3 separate regions of the Homo sapiens genome follow, and all the other regions are linked to region 1. Evidence: chromatin loops called from intact Hi-C (ENCODE). Cell type or tissue: endothelial cell of umbilical vein. All regions are shown on one strand.

Evidence for each region. A loop is a pair of places that touch in the nucleus more often than their neighbours do. Peaks named below come from ENCODE experiments on the same cell type or tissue, not always from the same donor. Only the 100,000 strongest peaks of a DNase experiment are listed, where the experiment ranks them.
Region 2: a loop joins it to region 1, with 13 times the contacts of the local background. A loop is called at or near these places in 9 of 110 quality-filtered maps.
Region 3: a loop joins it to region 1, with 6 times the contacts of the local background. A loop is called at or near these places in 22 of 110 quality-filtered maps.

Annotation. Positions count from the first base shown.
Region 1 is chr19:49,073,876-49,076,375 of GRCh38, reverse strand. No RefSeq gene overlaps it. Among named protein-coding and RNA genes, the nearest start is that of KCNA7, 2.4 kb to the right of the region's middle. RefSeq lists a silencer at 2,159-2,318. In endothelial cell of umbilical vein, a CTCF peak has its summit at 1,299 (motif pointing left); a DNase peak (open chromatin) is centred at 1,275; H3K27me3 peaks cover 416 bases.
Region 2 is chr19:49,144,781-49,147,280 of GRCh38, reverse strand. PPFIA3 (PPFI scaffold protein A3) reads right to left here. Exons shown (of 30, transcript NM_003660.4): 22 at 1,276-1,338; 23 at 1,089-1,115. Among named protein-coding and RNA genes, the nearest start is that of HRC, 9.4 kb to the left of the region's middle. In endothelial cell of umbilical vein, CTCF peaks have their summits at 1,053 and 1,259 (motif pointing right); DNase peaks (open chromatin) are centred at 1,050 and 1,240.
Region 3 is chr19:48,998,902-49,001,401 of GRCh38, reverse strand. It overlaps RUVBL2 (RuvB like AAA ATPase 2), which reads right to left. Exons shown (of 15, transcript NM_006666.3): 2 at 2,029-2,083. Among named protein-coding and RNA genes, the nearest start is that of RUVBL2, 6.3 kb to the right of the region's middle. RefSeq lists an enhancer at 1,336-1,630. In endothelial cell of umbilical vein, a CTCF peak has its summit at 1,478 (motif pointing left); a DNase peak (open chromatin) is centred at 1,461.

The DNA of each region.
Region 1 (2,500 bases):
AAATAGCCATGCATGGTGGCTCACGCCTATAGTCCCAGTTACTTAGAAGAGGTGGGAGGGGCCAGGTGGGGTGGCTCATGCCTGTAATCTCAGCACTTTGGGAGGCCAAGGTGGGCGTATCACCTGAGGTCAGGAGTTCGAGACCAGACTGATCAACATGGAGAACATGTATTTTAGTCTCTACTAAAAATACAAAATTAGCTGGGCATGGTGACACATGCCTGCAATCCCAGCTACTTGAGAGGCTGAGGCAGGAGAATCACTTGAACCTGGGAGGCGGAGGCTGTGGTAAACCGAGATTGCACCATTGCACTCCAGCCTGGGTGACAAGAGCGAAACTCCGTCTCAAAAAAAAAAAAAAAAAAAAGAAGTGGGAGGATCGTTTGAGCCCAGAAAGTCGAGGCTGCAGTGAGCCAAGATTGTGCCACTAGACTCCAGCCTGGGCAACAGACTGAGACCCTGTCTCAAAAAATAAAGAAAGAAAGAAAGAGAGAGAGAAAGAAAGAAAAGAAAAGGGCCGGGTGAGGTGGCTCATGCCTGTAATCCCAGCACTTTGGGAGGCCGAGGCGGGCAGATCACCTGAAGTCAGGAGTTCAAGACCAGCCTGGCCAACATGGCAAAACCTTGTCTCTACTAAAAATACAACAATTGTAGGGTCCAGCCCCACAGGGTCGGTGGGTTTTTCTCCGTTTGCAGAGACGAGAGATTGTGGAAATAAAGACACAAGACAAAGAGATAAAAGAAAAGACAGCTGGGCCCGGGGAACCACCACCACCAAGACACAGAGACCGGTAGTGGCCCCGAATGCCTGGCTGTGCTGATATTTATTGGATATAAGACAAAGAGGCAGGGTGAGGAGTGTGAGACATCTCCAAGGATAGGTAAGGTCCCCTGGGTCACGTATCCACTGGACAGGGAGCCCTTCCCTGCCTGGCAGCCGAGGCAGAGAGAGAGGAGAAAGAGAGACAGCTTACGCCATTATTTCTGCATATCAGAGACTTTTAGTACTTTCACTAATTTGCTACTGCTATCTAGAAGGCAGAGCCAGGTGTACAGGATGGAACATGAAAGCGGACTAGGAGCTGAAGCACAGCATCACAGGGAGATGGTTAGGCCTCTGGGTAACTGCGGGTGAGCCTGACTGATGTCAGGCCCTCCACAAGAGGTGGAGGGGTAGAGTCTTCTCTAAACTCCCCCAGGGAAAGAGAGACTCCCTTTCCTGGTCTGCTAAGTAGCGGGTGGTTTTCCTTGGCACTGAGGCTACCACTAGACCATGGTCCACTTGGCAACGGGCGTGTTCCCAGACGCTGGTGTTACCGCTAGACCAAGGAGCCCTCTGGTGGCCCTGTCCAGGCATAACAGAAGGCTCGCACTCTTGTCTTCTGGTCACTTCTCGCTATGTCCCCTCAGCTCCTATCTCTGTATGGCCTGGTTTTTCCTAGGTTATGATTGTAGAGCGAGGATTATTATAATATTGGAATAAAGAGTAATTGCTACAAACTAATGATTAATGATATTCATATATAATCATATCTATGATCTATATCTACTATAACTATTCTTATTTTATATATTTTATTATACTGGAACAGCTCGTGCCCTCGGTCTCTTGCCTCGGCACCTGGGTGGCTTGCCGCCCACAAACAATTAGCCGCGTGTGGTGGGCGCCTGTAATCCCAGCTACTCCAGAGGCTAAGGCAGGAGAATTGCTTGAATTCAGGAGGCGGAGGTTGCAGTGAGCCAAGATCGCAACACTGCACTCTAGCCTGGGCGACTGCAAGACTCCGTCTCAAGAAAAAGAAAAAGAAAGAAAAGGCCGGGTGCAGTGGCTCACGTCTGTAATCCCAGAACTTTGGGAGGCCAAGGCAGGCGGTCACGAGGTCAGGAGTTCGAGACCAGCCTGGCCAACATGGTGAAACCCTGTCTCTACTAAAAATACAAAAATTAGGTGGGTGTGGTGACGGGTGCCTGGAGTCCCAGCTACTCAGGAGACTGAGGCAGGAGAATCGCTTGAAACTGGCAGGCGGAGGTTGCAGTGAGCTGAGATCACGTCCCCACACTCTAGCCTGGACAACAAGAGGGAAACTCCTCTCAAGAAAAAAAAAAAAAGAAAGAAAGAAAGAAGAAAAGAAGAGAGAAGGAATGGAAGGAAGGAAGACAGGAAGAGAAAGAGTGCCAGGATTAGCAGGGCGTTCGAACCCTTAGTACCTACCTCTCTCCACACCCCCAGCAGAGGGCGACCAGGACTTCTTTCCTGGGAGTCTCAGTGATCAAACCCCTCCACTTCCCCCAAGCCCATCTGATGGAGCTATTTTTATGCAGTGTCACCGGACACCAGTGGCTAGAAGGCCACCGTCTTGTCTCTGCGCCCTTCAGTTCCTGAAAATGACCCTGTGGCATCTCCCCGGCCCACACCCCCAACCCCCGCCCGTTCCGGCAAGACCAGACTCCTTTTGCCAGAGTCATAGCCGCAGCTCAGGTCCTGCTAGGTCTCAGAAAG
Region 2 (2,500 bases), 71 kb before region 1:
CCCACTACACATTAAATTTGGGGAAGCACTGCTTTAACTCTGTCTCACTGCAGTCCAACGTCACTAAACCCCCAAGTCAGGACAATGGACTCTTTCAAGGCAGCTCTCCCACTAAGAAAGGGCCATCACTCTTGCAATGTCCTGAAAATACTTGTCTAATGTTATATCTGGCCCAGGACAATATTCCAGATGAGTCCCAAGTCCCTCACTCCTTTCAGCATCAGCACAAAATCCACGCCTCCCCCTGGCTGGAAATATGTGATCTATGACCACAGTCAAACATAATTCCTCCGTGGACAGTGAGTTCATGCCTCTTGGGTTTTTTTGTTAGTTTATTTGTTTGGTTTTTATGAGATGGAATCTGGCTCTATCACCCAGGCTGGAGTACAATGGTGCAATCTCGGCTCAGTGCAACCTCTACCTCCTGGGTTCAAGCGATTCTCCTGCCTCAGCCTCCCAAGTAGCTGGGATTACATACGCTAGCCACTGCACCCGGCTAATTTTTGTATTTTTAGTAGACACAGGGTTTCACCATGTTGGCCAGACTGGTCTCAAACTCCTGACCTCAGGTGATCTGCCCACCTCAGCCTCCTAAAGTGCTGGAATTACAGGCGTGAGCCACTGCGCCCGGCCGCCTCTTGTTTCTTGAGAACAAAGTGTAGCTCCTCCTCCCCAACTTCTCATTCAGCCTGGCTGCCTCACCACCACCACAGCCAGTGTGTCCTCCTTGGCCCTGGTACACTGAGCAGTCCACTGTAGCCCCCGCCCCCTCCACTATAGGGACACCGGCTGCTCAGTCTCTCCTGAGCTACAGAATTGAAGCCCCTTAGAGCCCCCACAACCCACGATGATGAAATGGTCCATGCATAAGGCTGACTATGCAACAGTCTGGGCTTCCACATCGCATCCCCTCTACCCTCCCCACCGCCAAGCCATAATGGAACAGTCCAGAGCCAAGCTTGGCGCAGCGCCCCCCCATGGGGATGATGGCATGTTCTGGTGAAGGCAGGGGCAGGGCTCGGAGGAGGGGCATCCATGCGTCGTGCACAGCCTGTTCATGCGCTCACGCCCCGCCCCGCGCCCCCTACCTGCTCCCAGCTGATCTCCTTGGTCTCCTGACCCGTTAGTAGGAAGAGGGGAGAGAAGGGGTGAGTTAAGGGGCAGGCAGAGGAGGACGCAAGGAGCGGACTTAGGGATGGCCACAGACTCGGTCCCCGCCCCCACCCCCAAAGAAGGTTAGTGCCACCCCCAAGGCGGCCGGCAGGGGGCACTCACGGGCTTGGTCGTGGCCGTAAGGGACTCCATCTCCTCGTGTGTCATCCACACGTTTCCTGTGGACTGAGGGGCAGGGAGTGTTAATGGATGGTGGGAGAGGGCTTCGCGTGGGGGAGAGGAAGGAGGGTGTCCTCCTGAAGGCCCTGGGCCACACGTTTATGTCCCTCCTGCTTTCTGGGGCAAGCAGTAACAGAGAAAAGGAATGATTCTTATTATAGGGCACCTGCCATGTACCAGGCAATGTGACTTTGGAGTTGAACAAATTCAGGTTGGAATTGGGACCCTGCCATGCATTTTGCTGTGTGGCCCTGTGCAAATGACGTCACCTCGCTGACCTCACACAGAGGTACAGAATGAGGATTCAGAAGTGGGGGACAGACACAGCCATGGTGCAAATGTTTAGGGAGTATGGCGGGGGGGGTTCACATTTATTGAGCTTCTGCTCCCAACAACCTCACGAGTTAGGAATCCATACAAGGATAAAAACATTTATGTACTTCTGGTGAGTGTCAGGCACCAGTCACCGTCATAGGGTGTGGGATATGGCAAGGGACACGACAGACACTTTTCGTCCTAGTGGGGGAGAAACAATGAACATATTTTAAGTATGTTGGGGAAATTTGAATACAGAGTGAATAGTAAATGAAATTAACAACTGTGGCCAGGCGTGGTGGCTCACACCTGTAGTGCCAGCACTTTGGGAGGCTGAGGCGGGCACATCACTTTTGGAGATTGAAGACTAGCCTGGCCAACCTGGAGAAACCCCATCTCTACTAAAAATACAAAAATTAGGCTGAGAGTGGTCTAGCACTTCGGGAGGCAGAGGCGGGTGGATCACCTGAGGTCAGGAGTTCAAGACCAGCCTGGCCAACGTTGGTGAAACCCTATCTCTACTAAAAATACAAAAATTAGCTGGGCATGGTGGCGTGTGCCTTTAATCCCAGCTACTCAGGAGGCTGAGGCAGGAGAATCACTTGAACCAGGGAGACGGAGGTTGCAGTGAGCCAAGATCGCACCACTGCACTCCAGCCTGGGCGACAGAGTGAAACTCCATCTCAAAAAAAAAAAAAAAAGAAAGAAAAGAAAAGAAAAAGAAATTAACAACAATGTGAATGCCCTTAGGTGTGATAAAGGATGTGGTGTTTACAAGGAAGAAAAAGACCCACTAAAGTAATTTTGGGGGCTAAGATGTTATGACTTTCTCCAATTACATTCAAGTACAGGT
Region 3 (2,500 bases), 75 kb after region 1:
TCACGAGGTCAGGAGATCGAGACCATCCTGGCTAACACGGGGAAACTCCATCTCTACTAAAAACGCAAAAAAATTAGCCGGGCATGGTGGCGGGCGCCTGTAGTCCCAGCTACTCGGGAGGCTGAGGCAGGAGAATGGCGTGAACCCGGGAGGCAGAGCTTGCAGTGAGCCGAGATTGCGCCACTGCACTCCAGCCTGGGCGACAGAGCGAGACTCCGTCTCCAAAAAAAAAAAAAAATGTTTTTATTTTTATTTTTTGAGAGAGCGTCTCACTCTGTCACCCAGGCTGGAGTGCATGGTGCAGTCACATCTCACCACATCCTGAACCTCCTTGGTTCAAGCAGTTCTCCCAAGTAGCTGGGACTCAGGCATGGACCACCACTGCCGGCTAATTTTTTTATTTTTTTTTTAGAGACAGGATCACACTATGTGACTCAGGCTGGTCTTGAACTCCTGATTCAAGCAATCCTCCTGACTCCACCTCTCAAAGTGCTAGGATTACAGGCGTGACCCATCATGCCCGGCCATACTTGGCACTTTTTGTTTGTTTTTGAGATGGAGTCACTCTGTCACCCAAGCTGGAGTGCAGTGGCACGATATTGGCTCACTGCAACCTCTGCCTCCCAGGTTCAAGCCATCCTCCCTAGTAGCTGGGACTATAGGCATGCACCACCATGCCTGGCTAATTTTTGTATTTTTAGTAGAGACAGGGTTTCACCATGTTGGCCAAGCTGGTCTCAAACTCCTGACTTCAGGTGATCCACCCGCCTCGGCCTCCCAAAGTGCTGGGATTACAGGCGTGAGCTACAGCACCCAGTCTCGGCACTTTTATTTATTTATTTATTGAGAGACAGAGTTTCACTCTTGTCACCCAGGCTGGAGTGCAATGGCATGATCTTGGCTCACTGCAACCTCCACCTCCTCGTTCAAGCAATTTTCCTGCCTCAGCCTCCCGAGTAGCTGGGATTACAGGCACGCGCCACCACGCCCAGCAAATTTTTGTATTTTTAGTAGAGACGAGGTTTCACCATGTTGGCCAGGCTGGTCTCAAATTCCTGACCTCAGGTGATCCGCCCACCTTGGCCTTCCAAAGTGCTGGAATTACAGGCATGAGCCACTGCACCCAGTGCCCCAGCACTTTTAATAGATGAAACAGTGTTGGCACACAGACCCAAAATGCTTTATATGAACTACCTTACTGAATCTTACATTAACTGATGAGGTAAACTATCTTAGCTTCGTCTTGCAGATAAGGAAACTGAGGCACAGAGAGGAACTAGTCCCTGGCCACATGGTGGGAAAGTGGCAGAGCTAAGCTCCAGGAATCCAGCACTGGGCTTCTAAAACCCATCTTCACAGCCAGAAGCCCTTACTGCCTTTCTCGGATGCCCTGAATCAGTGAGCCTGCTGCATGAATGAATGCGGTCACTTCCCTGCCGGTAAAGCTCTTTGTGAGAGCGCACCCTGCTGGCCTCACTGCGTCTCAACTTCCTGCTCTGTGTGAGCCGGGGCCAGTGATTTAGCTGTCCTGAAAATCAGTTCCCTCAGCTAACAGTTACAATATGCACCTCATGCGGCTACTGCGAGGGCTCCACAGGACGCAAACTCGTGCATTCAATGGTTATCTCTTGATCATCTGCTCTGTTAGGTCCTGTGCTAGGGACACAGCTAGGAATGACACGACCTCGTCCCTGCCCTCAGGGAACTCACCCCACAGTGTGTACTGGGTATACGAGGCCAAACCCAGTAAAGCACCCAGTAAATATCTATGACTTCCAGGCAAACATACCCGGGAACCCCACCAGGATAGCCAGGATAGCAGCCTGGTCCCCAGTGCATCATCTGACCCAACTCTGGAACTGAGGATCCTCCTCCCCCATTAGATAGGGCGAGTGGGGGAATGGTAGTGGGGGCACAGTTGGTGTGCAGGCCACCTCCCTCTCCATCTTAGGGGTCCTCAATAGGTTTGCTCTGTCAGGGCACATGGCAGGCAGGGCTTAGGTCCTATTCCTGACCCAACTCACTCACCGATTCGCTCAATCCTTGTTACATCACGGATCTCCGGGACTTTGGTTGTGGCTGTCTGGGGGTGCAAGAAGATGTGTCAGAGGACTAGTGTGGTCCCAGCTTTCACCAACCCCTCCTCTGTCCCTCCCATGAGATGGTCCTTTCCACTCCTTCCCCTCACAGGCAGGCGATGGGACAGGCACCAGTCACCCCCACCCCTCTTGCCTGTCACTGCCTAATGGCTGGTTGGTTGAGCCCCAGGAAGACAAGGACTGTCTGTCTCATCGACAGCTTGGTCCTCAGGGTCCAGCACATATTTGGTTATTTGGTGAATGAATGAAATCCTCCCTGTTTCTTTTTTTTTTTTTGAGATGAAGTCTCGCTCTGTCACCCAGGCTGGAGTGCAGTGGCCCAATCTCGGCTCACTGCAACCTCCGCCTCCTGGGTTCAAGAAATTCTCTGCCTCAGCCTCCTGACTAGCTGGGATTACAGG